Regions from separate parts of the Homo sapiens genome. Here region 1 is linked to region 2. A link is a contact called in ENCODE Hi-C or POLR2A ChIA-PET data. All regions are on one chromosome and are shown on one strand. Each heading gives the region's core, a stretch centred on a gene start or an enhancer-like site at or near the end of the contact. The rest is flanking DNA. Distances are from core to core; before and after follow the strand shown.

Region 1 (6,411 bases), core at 502-3,001, 470 kb before region 2:
GGCTGTAGTGATCTAAAATCACACCACTACACTCCAGCCTGGGCTACAGAGGGAGAACCTGTTTCTTAAAACACCAACAAAAAAGATTGATTCACCTTGTTTAGCCCTATTTACAGAGTGTATACTTAAAGTCTAAGCAGTTGAAGTCTCTAAGCCTAAGAATATTTTACCAGCATTAATAAAGTAAATTTTTTATTTAATATAGGCTCTGCTCCTTTCTCAAATACTTTTTTGAGGATCTCAGCATTAATGTGAGCATATAGGTTATATTTACCCTCCTGAAAAACATTCTGACATAAATTCTAGTAAGGAGGCGATAGCCTCTTTACAAAGAGTAATAAGCCTTTTGTCTTAGAAAAAAGTCTGGGCACAACAGTTTTTTACCTTTATTTCATTGTTTGTGCTGGGTTAGTATTCCCTCTGATGATTAATCACAAAGTCTAAAGAATCTCAGGGTGTCATAAGTCAGATCCCTGAAAGCTTATAAATGAAAAAAAAAATTTTTCAGGAGAAGATTCAGGTCAGGGTACTTATAAAAAGAAAAGAGTGCTCAGCTTGGTGGCTCACTGTAATCCCAGCACTTTGGGAGGCCAAGGTGGGAGGATCACTTGAGCCTATGAGTTCAAGACCAGCCTGGGCAATATAGTGAGACCTCCTCTCTACAAAAAATTTAAAAATTGGCTGAGCATGCTGGCATGCGACAGGAGGTGGGAGGATCACTTGGGCCTGGGAGGCAGATGTTGCTCCAGCCTGGGCAACAGAGCTAGCCCCTGTCCCCGCCCCCACCAAATCTGGATAGCCCAACTTCAGGAGACTGAAAACCTGTGCCCAGAGTTATAAAATTTAATTATGTTCTAAATGAATATCAGGATCTTTAGAATTTTCTTGATTGAATGAGGACCACTGTATGTAAATCAATACATCAAATTTATCCTCTGACCCCAGAGAGTTCTATCAATTGAGATTTGGCCCAGGAGCACAGGAGTAGACTCCTATATAGAAAATGATCCTGTTCTAACTGAAGCCAACAACCGCCTCTTCTGCTGAAGAGACTGAATTTTACATTTAAGGCAATAGTAGGATACACTTTCAGGAATGAAATTAAAGCCCTTCCCTATCCTACTCCCATTACAAGCTGATCTGTTATATGTACAAAAGAGGAAAAGAGGGTGTGGGAGAAGATCAGCAACAAGACAGCCTAGCAATTCCCTTTCTCGGTAACAGTCTTGTAAATAATTCTCCATCTTCAGAAATGTGCACATTTTAGTCAAACATTATAGAGTTAAATTTTCCTTCCTACCCCCTAGGCAGTGATCTAAACAGGCTTAACGGCTAGTATTTTAATGAGTTGTCATTTCCTGTCTGATAAAGATTCTCACAGTATTTAACCACCAGTTTCCCTGGGGACCAACCAATACTAGAGCTCTATTCATAGTGACTCAGAATGGACCTCAGACTCTTGCCCTTATTCAAAAATGACAGATTGCCCTCCACATGAAACTGCCTTTCCTAGTAAGGTAGACTGCTCGGAAAAGGGTGGGGGAGTTTATCATGCAATCTTTCTGAAGAAGCCAAAGGCCATCATGCTGACTCATTAATATCTACAGCCTTTCAGCCCTTTATTAATCCAGAATAAGTAAATGAACAGGTGCTAACTGAAAATAAACACATATTTAACCTAGTAAAAAAGGATCTAGTTATCCTGTGTGACTGGAATGAAAGTGTTATTATCTTTACCATTTAACTGAATAGAACACATGAATCTTTTTGTTTTGTTTTGTTTTGTTTTTGGAGACGGAGTCTGGCTCTATCACCCACGATGGAGTGCAGTGGCGCAATCTCGGCTCACTGCAACCTTCACCTCCCGGCTTCAAGCGATTCTCCTGCCTCAACCCCCTGAGTAGCTGGGATTACAGGTAGGCACCACTACACCCTGCTAGTTTTTGTATTTTTAGTAGAGACAGGGTTTCACCATGTTGGTCAGGCTGGTCTCAAACTCCTGACCTTAAGTGATCCGCCTGCCTTGACCTCCCAAAATGCTGGGATTACAGGCATAAGCCTCTGTGCCTGGCTCAGTATATGAATCTTTGAAGCTGATACTATAAGAAAAAACTGGTAACTGATGTATTCTACTTGCTTTGGATCTGAAATGTGGTAGCCCCCTAATCATGTTTCTTTACATCCAGGATCTTGGAATGGCACCCCAACATAAAATAAATTCAGGATGAAAATCACACACTATACTAGAAAATCTAGGGCTTTCTCATATATACAAGTTTGGACTGACAGTCCCTGGCACCTTCTAAAATTCGTTGTGATTTGACCCCAGGATCTGGGATTAAAACATCTTGAATTTCATTCACATCTGTGCCCTTTCAAATGATTAAAACTTCTTTTGTACTTAAGTTAGTCCATTGTACGCAGAGTGGTATTATGAACACATGACACCATGGGTTTCTTTCTGGCTGTGTAGAAGGAAGACCATGCTTTCTCCAGGTGTATTTTATCAGGTACATTGTTTCTACTGCCTTACAGCATATTTTATCACAAAATAATCTGCAATTGCCCTAGCTTTTGGAGATTTAGCATTATTTTCTGTAAGAATCAGATTGGAGGTTAGACTTCCTTATCATTAGCAGCTACTCTTTGAAATAAGCTAACATTAAAGAGAAGCTCTAGAGAACAAAACCTCATTTCAGAAGGCAGACTTGAGCAGCAGGAGAAAAGCAGGCATTTGTGCTGATGAATGTGGCCAGAGCTAAAGGAGTGGTCTATAAGGACTAGGTAAAACTGATTGGTTGCCAAAACAAAACTCTGTTAAAAATCAACTGATTGCATTTATAGAAAATGACAGACTGGTGGCAGCTTTTTTTTTTTTTTTTAAAGAGGTTGTGTCTCTTGCCTCAGCCTCCCAAGTAGCTGGAACTACAGGCGAGTGGCACTGCACCTGGCCCCAGTGGCAGCTTTTTTTTGGGAACAGGATCTTGCTCTGTTGCCCACTCAAGAGTGCAATGGCACAAACACGACTCACTGCAGCCTTGACCTCCCGGGCTCAAGCAATCTTCCTGCCTCAACCTTCCGAGTAGCTGGGGCCACAGTAGCTAATTTTTAAATTTTTTTCAAGAGATGGGGTCTCACCATGTTGTCCAGGCTGGTCTCAAACTTCTGGGCTCAAGCAATCCCGCCTCAGCCTCCCAAAGTTCTAAGATTACAGGTGTGAGTGGGCCTGGTGGCAGCTTTTTATAGTGACAGATCTGCACTGGTTTGAAGACTCACTGAGTTCTAAAACTTAAAAATCAGGCCAGCACAGCGGCTCATGCCTGTAATCCCAGCACTTTGGGAGGCCGAGGCCTCCTGAGGTCAGGAGTTTGAGACCAGCCTGGCCAATATGGTGAAACCCCGACTCTAGTAAAAATACAAAAATTAGCTGGGGGTGGTGGTGCATGCCTGTAGTCTTAGCTGCTTGGGAGGCTGAGGCAGAAGAATTGCTTGAACCCAGGAGGCAGAGGTTGCAGTGAGCTGAGATCACGCCACTGCACTCCAGGCTGGGCGACAGAGCAAGACTTGGTCTCAAAAAACAAACAGACAAACAAAAAAACCAAAAAAGTGATAGTATTGGCAGGACACAGTGGCTCATGCCTGTAATCCCAGCATTTGGGGAGGCTGAGGCAGGAGGATCACTTGAGCACAGGAGTTCAAGATCAGCCTGGGCAACACAGCGAGACCCTGTCTCAAAAAAGAAAAAAAAAGTGACAGTATTGATTGAAATTCAATCTCACTTAAAAAAAAGTTATGATCTCTGTCCTCAAGGAACTCTATCTAGAAGGATGCTGGGAGAGGGGAAAAAATGCACTTAAATGTACACTACAGAAACCAGTAGGTTTTTCATTGAAAGTAACCACAGTAGTAACTAGCTACAGCTGCACACAGGTGGATGCACGTGTGCACAGGAGAATAGACAGAATTCATGCTGCATCCCTACCAAATTCACACAGCAGCTGTTTGAAACTGGTGCTCTAGTCTAAATTTCCAACTTCCAGCAAATGACTTCACTGGCTTCCAGAGTGCTCCCTCAGGAGTGTCCCCCTTCTCTGCCTCAAAACATCTTGGAGTCTTCACTCCAGTTTTCAAGAAAGAACTGGTTCATGAGGATAATCAATCCACTCCAGAATTGATCCTATCTCAATCATCTCTTATCATTTATATGAATTTAACTTCTCTGTAATAGTACCTAACAGGTTTTGTTATGGATATGAAATGAATATTTATGTAAAGCATCTGGCACAGTGGGTGCTTACTGAATGTTAATTTCCTTCCCACATCCTTCCCTTTCTTCATTTATATTTTCTATCTCTAGCATTTTACTAGAGTTTTTCCCTCAGCCTAAAATACACACTGGTCCCTCCTATTTAATGAATGAATTAATTCATCTGGTCAACAAATATTTACAAAACAATTAAAATGTGTCAGACATGACTTTCGCTTGACCTTTCCTCTAGCCCACAATTCCATGTAATCCAATATATTTGGGTTTTAATTTTCATCATGCTACTAAAATGCTCCATTAAATGGTCAACGGTAACTTCCAAATACAATGTACCCATTTCTCATCTAACAGTCTAACTCCAGAACTCCTGTTTTAACCTTTATGTGGTCTCCCAATATCCATAACAAACATATAGAAAGGTTAACTGTCAAAAGAGAAGGATATATAAACTACCACGGACAAGAAGAGAAAGGGGTTTTCCCAAGCTGCAGAAAGAGGTTATGTTAGACTGTATAACTGAGTCTCGGCAGCTGGGGTTTAAACCCTGTGTTAAGCCTTAAATTCTATCCTTTCATCAGATAATACAAATGCTGGGGTTCCACACTTCCATAACTTTTTCTGATTATTTTCAATGATCAAAGTCAAAGAGAATCAAATACATGGACCATTTTATCCTCTAAAATGAAAGGACAGATTTTCTTTCTGTAGAAGAAAAAGTCCAGGCCCACGTAGCTCATTCTGACCACTTTCCATAGAGTGAGGGATAAGAAACAACATTCGGATTCAAGCACTTTATTACTCACTGGTTAAAATGATCTCTCTTGCCACAGGCAAGCCTGACTCTGAGGTCAAGCATCAAGTTAGCTCAGAAATAGGAGACAGCAAAGAAGAGCATGGAACATTCTGTATCTGGTAAAAAGTCCCTGTTCCAGCCAACACCATCCCCCAGCCCTCAAGTTCAATGATTGAGTTATGGAAACTTTTCTTGTGTGGTAAAACTGGGGACTTTGTCTTCCAATAAGACCCTGGCAACATGACAATGAGCCAATGTTCTGCATATGGTTTGCTGCGAGTCATATGCTTAATGTTATTTTCTGGGAATTCACATCCCCTATTTGGTGAGAATATGGGAACATGTCATTTTAATCATAACTTTAAAAGTTAGATTTGGTTATGCTCTTTAAGAAATATGCACAGGTCTCTCCCACTGGAGAAAGTCTAAAATTAAATAAAAATTAGTATTAAATCGTAATTAAAAAAACAAAAAGGGCTGGGCACGGTGGCTTATGCCTGTAATCCCAGCACTTTGGGATGCCAAGGCGGGTGGATCATGAGGTCAGGAGTTTGAGACCAGCCTAGCCAACATCGTGAAATCCTGTCTCTACTAAAGACACAAAAATTAGCCAGGCATGGTGGCAGGTGCCTGTAATCCCAGCTACTCGGGAGAATCGCTTGAACACAGGAGGCAGAGGTTGCAGTGGGTCGAGATTGCACCACAGCGCTCCAGCCTGGGCAATAGAACAAAACTCTGTCTCAAAAAAAAAAAAAAAAAAAAAAAAAAATCACAACTAACATAATGCCTTTTGAGCTAGAAGTTCCCTAGTTCTTTGGTTCTATCACCTGACTTTGGGTCTCGCCATGTTCGAGACCAGGCTGGACTCAAATTCCTGAGAATTCAACCAATCCATCTGCCTCGGCCTCCCAAAGTGCTGGGATTACAGGCGTGAGCCACCATGCCTAGCCAATTTTTTTTTTTTTTTTTTTTTTGAGACGGAGTCTTGCTCTGTCACCCAGGCTGGAGTGCAGTGGCGCAATCTCGGCTCACTACAATTTCCACCTCCTGGGTTCAAGAGATTCTCCCACCTCAGCCTCTTGAGTAGCTGGGACTACAGGCACCCATCACCACGCTTGGCTAATTTTTGTATTTTTAGTAGAGATGGGGTTTCACCATGTTGGCCAGGCTGGTCTTGAACTCCTGACCTCAGGTGATCCGCCCACCTCGGCCTCCCAAAGTGCTGGGATTACAGGCGTGGGCCACTGCGCCTGGTCCTTTTTTTTTTTTTTTTTTAGAAGGAGTCTCCCTCTGTCACTGAGGCTGGAGTGCACTGGCACGATCTTGGCTCACTGCATTCTCCACCTCCCGG
Region 2 (6,997 bases), core at 1,643-4,142:
TGAGGTCAGGTCAGGAGTTCGAGAGCAGCCTGGCCAACATGGTGAAACCACACCTTTACTAAAAATACAAAAATTAGCCGGGCCTGGTGGCGGATGCCTGTAATCCCAGCTACTTGGGAGGCTGAGGCAGGAGAATTGCTCGAACCCAAAAGGCGGAGGCTGCAGTGAGCAGAGATCACGCCACTGCACTGCAGCTTGGGCAACGGAGTGGGACTCCATCTCAAAAAAAAAAAAAAGAAAAAAAAAAAGGGTAAGTCTTTAGGACCAGTGTGGTGGCTCACCTGTAATCCCAACACTTTGGGATGCTGAGGTGGGAAGTCTGCTTGAGGTCAGGAGTTTGAGACCAGTCTAGGCAACATAGCGAGACCCTGTCTCTCTCTCTCTCTATATATATATCTATATATACATAGAAACTAAGAAGGTGTTCAATCAATAGTAGCTAATAGCAGCAACATAGATTTTCCATCTTGTGTGTTTGTTACAACACCAAACAACCTTATCTGTAACATTCTTCTACCCTCCATGGTGAGCCTTGCATTCCCTTGTTTCCTAAACATCACAGGCTCTTTAAGTGCAGGAATCATCTTATCCCTACCATCTAGGTTTAAATGTTGTTTAAAGCACAAGAAATATTGAACTGAACAAGTAGTGTATGACAGTGGATTCTAGTCAGCCCCCAAACGCAAACAGCCAAGCTAGCAATGGTGCAGATTTACCATTCCAGAGGCCAGAGGGAGTGCCACTGCTCAAACAGAAACAGAGGGATCCTGCACCCACTCCTTGCTTCCCAGGTTGAACACCCTGATGAAAAAGAGTTTCTTTGGATTTCTGACTGGGAACACAAGCTTGATTACCAGTGTCCCTGCTGAGAGCCTAGACGCTAATATACAAACCAGTCTTATGATTGGAACCTTAAAGGCATCTGCAAACCACAGAGTTAATTTTCAGGGTACGCCTCATCGCTCAAGTCAACATTTCCTTTTGGTATTTAAAGTAACCACACAGAAAGAATCACATTTGAGCAGATTTTGTGCTCCAGCTGCCTGCAGTCTGCAGCAAAAGAAAAACAAAACATAAAGATGATTCACCAGATTTGGTCCCAGCAGCTCCCTTGATACTAAATTGGTGAGCAACTCTATGTGTGCCCAGATCATTAATTTTCACAGGGAGCAGGCGTGACTGTGCGACAGGTCTGCCTCCCATTTAAAGCATGTGACTTCCTGAACCCAATTCCCCTTGTCCATGCCTACACATGATAAACACAATTAAAAAAAAAAAAAAACCATAGAATGCTTCTATTTCTTTGCCAAGCAGTGGTCAATGAGTATTTGCTGAATGACCACCATGTACCTGGAACACATTCGGACCACTGCAATGGACAGACACCACTTGCCCCATTCTAGTCTCTTCCTCACTAGTTCATCTACCACACCACAGCAGCACTAACCATTTGCTGGTCATGTCATTACTTGCTTAAAAGTCTTCAGTAGCAACCAACTGTCAATGGGACAACATCCTAGCTTCTATTCTTCTAATAATCTGGCTTCTACCTACACCTTTAATGTTTTCACAGTTTTTCAACCTCTACCCCAAAGAACGGCTGCTCCCTGTGTGCTCCCTGCCTCTGGCTCTTTGTTCCTGATGCTCCTTTTACCAGCTCCTCCCCATCATTTGAGGCTTCTGCTTCCAGGCACACTTCAATGCCACTTCTTCCACCAAGTCTTCCCAGAACTGCATTTTCTAGAAAGATGGATCTTAAAGTTTGGTTGTGTGTGTGTTTTTTTCCTTTTTTAACCAACAGTATCTTTGGTGGAGAGCCTGATGAAAGCCATGAAACCCTCTCTAGAAAAATATACATGCCCACAGAATGACACATGCAATTTCATGGAGTCCTTGAAGCCAGTCCACGGACCCAGATTGAAACTCACTGATAAAGATCTCTATCTGAGTAATAAGTCATTCACTCAAATATTCACTGAGAATCTACCAGTCTTAGGAGCTGTGCTGCTGCTAGAGACACAAAAACGATGTCACAATCATCTCCTCAAGTAATTCACAGGCTAATGGGAAACATGCGTCATCACACTGTGATAACTGCTTTAAGAGAAACATAAGATGAAGTAGAAACTTCAAGAAGGCATAACATGAATCTATTATCTCCCAAACTAGGATAAAAGTTCCCTGACAAAATTTTTGAGTAGTATTATAATATCTAGAATAGTGCTATGTGCATGCACGCGCACACACACACAGAGTACGTAATTAGTATTTGTGCAAAGACAGAATGGAATCAATAAGATGATAAGAGCAAGTATAGGCACAGTCCCCACTGCCGTCACCCACATACACCAGAAACTCTTCAGATATAGTTAAAATGGTCCCACTGTGGACCAACCGTGCTATACAAATTATCCCAAGCTGCGTGCGGTGGCTCACATCTGTAATCCCAGCACTTTGGCAGGCAGAGGCAGGTGGATTGCTTGAGGTCAGGAGGTCGAGACCAGGCTGGCCAACACAGTGAAACCTCATCTCTACTAAAAATACAAAAATTATCTGGGCATGGTGATGCACACCTGTAATCCCAGTTACTCAGGTGGCTGAGGCACGAGAATTGCTTGAACCCGGGAGGCAGAGATTGCAGTGAGCCAAGATTGCACCACTGCACTCCAGCCTGGGTGACAGAGTGAGACTTTATATCAAAAAAAGAGAAAAAAAATCCCAGCCTAATTCATGGCTCTTTTCATCCTGAACGGGTTCAATCTCTGCCCCTATGGAGGAAAGGTACCATAAGATACTATATACTTTACACGAGCCCCAAATAGTTTCTTTTCACCAAGAAACACTGTAAAGTAACCACATCCCTTTGTTTGGAGACTTTCTGTACAGATTTGATTCACCTGCCACCCCTTCCTGGGTGGTCAACAGATACTTCTAGAGGAGTACAAAAGAGCCAATGCTTCATTAGTAGGAGACAGAGCTTTCAAAGGTCACATAGTTGAAGAAAATAATTAAGTAATTTGGGGTTGGGAAATGTGATTCTCTTTATAAAAGCCAACTTGGTAGAGCATGTCTTGCAACTGGACTTATTGGGTTGTGCTGGAACTCTTCCCTAATTTGTCACTTCTGCCTTGGCTGTAGCTTAGAAGTGATGTCTAAGAATCACTAACACGGCCGGGCGCAGTGGCTCACGTCTGTAATCCCAGCACTCTGGGAGGCCGAGGCAGGCAGATAACTTGAAGTCAGGGGTTCAAGACCATCCTGGCCAACACGGTGAAACCCGTCTCTACTAAAAAAGTACAAAAAATTAGCCGGGCGTGGTGGCGGGTGCCTGTAGTCCCAGCTACTCGGGAGGCTGAGGCAGGAGAATGGCGTGAACCCGGGAAGCGGAGCTTGCAGTGAGCCAAGATCGTGCCACTGCACTCCAGCCTGGGCAACAGTGCAAGATTCCGTCTCAAAAAAATAAATAAATAAAATTTAAAAATTACCTGGGTGTGGTGGCGCATGCCTGTAATCCCAGCTACTCAGAAGGCTGAGGCAGGAGAGTCTCTTGAACTCAGGAGGCGGAGGTTGCAGTGAGCCGAGATCGCACCACTGCACTCCAGCCTGGGCAACAGAGTGAGACTCCGTCTCAAAAAAATAAATAAAAAAGAAACACTGACATTCAACAGCAAAGTGGCAGAGGCACCCACTAGAGCTCAGGCCATACAGAGCAGTTGTTCCCACCCTTCTGTTTCTTAGTACCACTGCTCTGGCAAAGAGCCAGGTCCCACTATTCTAGAAACAAAAGGTTTACTTTTTGAGATAGACATTTATGCCTGCAATCTGATTTTTCCCTCCTCTTAAAACATACTCGAATTTTATTCGAGTATGGTTTTTGTAAAAATCATTATGTCATATATCCACTGAATATCAAAAATTAGAGTTCAATTAACAAAATTAGGGCTAAAAATACCTATTTTGCAAATTAGATAAGTTCATAGAATAATTATCTTCAAGGGCTACATCTCATATTGTATATATTCTTTATTATTTCTTTTCATCTTTATTTTTAATTTTTGCTAACTGGCATTCTGGTCTGATAATATTGTACATATCCTTTATGAATTATGCTGTCTGATGTGACACAGTAGCCACTAACAACACTACTAGTGATATAACTCAATGCTCACTATACCGTTTTCCAGACATCTAGAGAAAAAAAAGAAATGAAGGGATTTTTAGAAATTATGTTCCTATATTTATTATTTACATGAGGTTTTCAGGACACAGATAATTCCATCAAGATTTCAGAGAGTAGTTTTATTGTACATTAAAAACACAAACTGGCTGGGTGCAGTGGGTCACGCCTGTAATCCCAACACTTTGGGAGGCTAAGGCGCGTGGATCGCTGGAGGTCAGGAGTTTGAGACCAGCCTGGCCAACATGGCAAAATCCCGTCTCTACTAAAAATACAAAAATTAGCCAGGTGTGGTTATGTGCACCTGTAATGCCAGCTACTTGGGAGGCTGAGGCAGGAGAATCACTTCAACCCGGGAAGCAGAGGTTGCAGTGAGCTGAGATCATACCACTGCATTCCAGCCTGGGCCACAGAGCAAGACTTCATCTCAAAAAAAAAAAAAAAGAAAAAGGAAAAAAAAAAAGGCCAGGTGCAGTGGCTCACGCCTGTAATCCCAGCACTTTAAGAGGCCGAGGTGGGCGGATCACCTGAGGTCAGGAGTTCGAGATCAGCCTGGCCAAAATGAGAAACCCCATCTTCAGTAAAAATACAAAATTAGCTGGGCGTGGAGGCGGGCGCCTATAATCCCAGCTACGCAGGAGGCTGAGGCAGGAGAATCGCTTGAACCTGGGAGGCAGAGGTTGCGGTAAGTCAAGATTGTGCCACTGTACTCCAGCCTGGACAACAAGAATGAAACCCCGTCTCAAAAAAATAGAAAAACAAACAACAACCAAAAAAAAAACCACAAACTGATGAGCCGTGGGAACTGAGAAACTCTACCTGCCCTGACAGGTAGAGTGGACAGGATGGGTCAGATCTCGGTACTTCCTTAGCACTGCCCCTACGCCACTGCATGGGGGTACTACACTACACTACACTGGTGTACAACACCAGGGCTCAGAGCCAGAGGTGGGAAACCAAGGGCAGAGTCTACCTCTTGGCAGCCACTAGATCAATACAAGGATTCAGAACATCTCACTCCCTGACTCTTCTCAAAGAAATGCTGCATCTAATCTCTAGACAGGAAGGGAAAACCAAAATGTCACCACTGTAAGCCCAATGGAACCCCATAGGGAATAAAAACCACCTGCCTTCTAAATGCTCCCAACCTCAGAAGGACTGCCCAGAGCTTGAAAACAAGTCAGGCCAGGGCTCCTCACACAGAACACTGTGGAGGGGTATGAGGTGGATGGCCCTGGCTCTGAGGCTGTGTGATCTCATTCTGATCACTGAGTCACCCATGGCCTGTCTCCTCATGAAGAGAGGCTTGAATGAGATGACCCATAATTCTAGAAATTCCTTATTTGTCACCAGAAGATAATCTGACCTATAGATCTGACATAACAATAGCGTAAATAGTTTTGGAGACTGAGCAAAAGGTTTCCTCATCCCACCTCCACTGGACTACCCCTCTACAGCACCCTACCACTCCTTTCCTCCAGGACCCAGAGCACTAAAGCAACCGTGTGTTGGCATGAAGTCACAGGGCCCCGAAGTGGGTCTGTGATAGATTAATCCAATTTATCCTTCCTAAATGGCCTACTCCACAATGCCATCAAGGGGTTGGCAGGAGGGAGGCAAAGGGAGGATGACAGACAGAAAATTTTCATACAAAAGCTTTGTGAAGACCCAGGTTTCCATAATAGATTATGTCCACTAAAATGAGTGTTTAGATTATTCTCACTAGGGCTGGCTACTAACTGTTCCAATTGAAGCTATTATTATTTTATAAGCAAAGTATATTTTTATACTAGGGCTTGTACCATTAGGGAAGAAACAACAATGTGAGCAATTCCTCATGCCAACTCAAAATACCTCTGTGTGCAAACACTCCAGCATTTAGACCACAACACCCCCTAAGAAAAAAATTGTAGGATGCCTCAGCACATTCCCTAGATAGTTCTGTCATCAATTCAAGAGTTTTTCCCCCTACCCTCTTTACCATTTTACAGAGAAAATGCCATGTTACCTTTCTACAGACACACTTGGCTTTCTATTACCCCTTCTCATATCCAATCTTGTGCCTCAGGTTCCAAAGTGAAGCCATCTTAGCCAAACTAAAACTAGTTGGTGTCAGGCAGGAATAATCCCCTCCAACCCACCCCCTTGTCTTTTTGTTCTTTTCTTTTGGACAGTAAGGCCAAGAGAAGCAAACAGACTACTTTATATTTACATAAAGGTTTGTAATTTGCAAACCACCCACACATCCATGATCTCAGCTGAGCCTCATAACAATCCAATGAAATAAACCTGCTCTCCCCAGTGAGGCATGCCCACTCCACAGGACTGTTGCTGGGATAGCACATCACGAGCATACACTAGGTGCTGGCTGCTAGAGACATCTGCTATGGTCTGAATGCCTCCCCAAATTCATAGATTGAAACGTTCACCCCAAAGATAATGGCAGTAGGAGATCAGGCCTTTGGGAGGTGATTAGGTCATCAGGGCAAAGCTCTTGTGAATGGGATTAGTGTCCTTATAAAGAGGACAGAGAGAGACCCTTCCCTTCTACCATGTCAGATTAAGTAAGAAAAAGCTGTCTGTGAACCAGAAAGCAGGCCCTCACCAGACTGAATCTGGTGGTGCCTTGAACTTGGACTTCCCAGCCTCCAGAACTGTGAGAAATAAACTTCTGTGGTTTATAAGCTAACTAGTCTATGGCATTTTGTTTTAGCAGCCCTAATGGACTAAGACAGCATTAAACATAGTAAACATTATTTTACCCATTGTATGAGTGAGAAACTGAGGCTTGGAAGTTGGACAATTGATTGCAAGCAACTA

The links. Hi-C counts contacts between places; a loop is a spot of excess contacts on that map. ChIA-PET counts read pairs that join two places held with the same protein, here RNA polymerase II (POLR2A). Pooled maps may share reads with other maps.
Region 1: a loop to region 2 is called in a pooled map, with 12 times the contacts of the local background. The contact joins two enhancer-like sites. A Hi-C loop is called at or near these places in 1 of 168 maps with a recorded cell type or tissue (ascending aorta), 2 of 37 single-sample maps with no recorded cell type and 10 of 50 pooled maps. POLR2A ChIA-PET finds 5 or more read pairs at or near these places in 3 of 52 experiments (H1, activated B cell and activated naive CD4-positive, alpha-beta T cell).

The regions. Positions count from the first base shown.
Region 1 is chr17:59,824,496-59,830,906 of GRCh38, reverse strand. All of the region lies in intron 10 of VMP1 (vacuole membrane protein 1), which reads right to left. Among named protein-coding and RNA genes, the nearest start is that of MIR21, 14 kb to the left of the region's middle. RefSeq lists an enhancer at 939-1,128. Within about 2 kb of position 1,751, at least 23 of the 41 ENCODE cell types and tissues checked have a DNase peak (open chromatin) inside an H3K27ac peak, as active enhancers do.
Region 2 is chr17:59,356,551-59,363,547 of GRCh38, reverse strand. All of the region lies in intron 2 of YPEL2 (yippee like 2), which reads right to left. Among named protein-coding and RNA genes, the nearest start is that of MIR4729, 6.0 kb to the left of the region's middle. Within about 2 kb of position 2,892, at least 4 of the 41 ENCODE cell types and tissues checked have a DNase peak (open chromatin) inside an H3K27ac peak, as active enhancers do.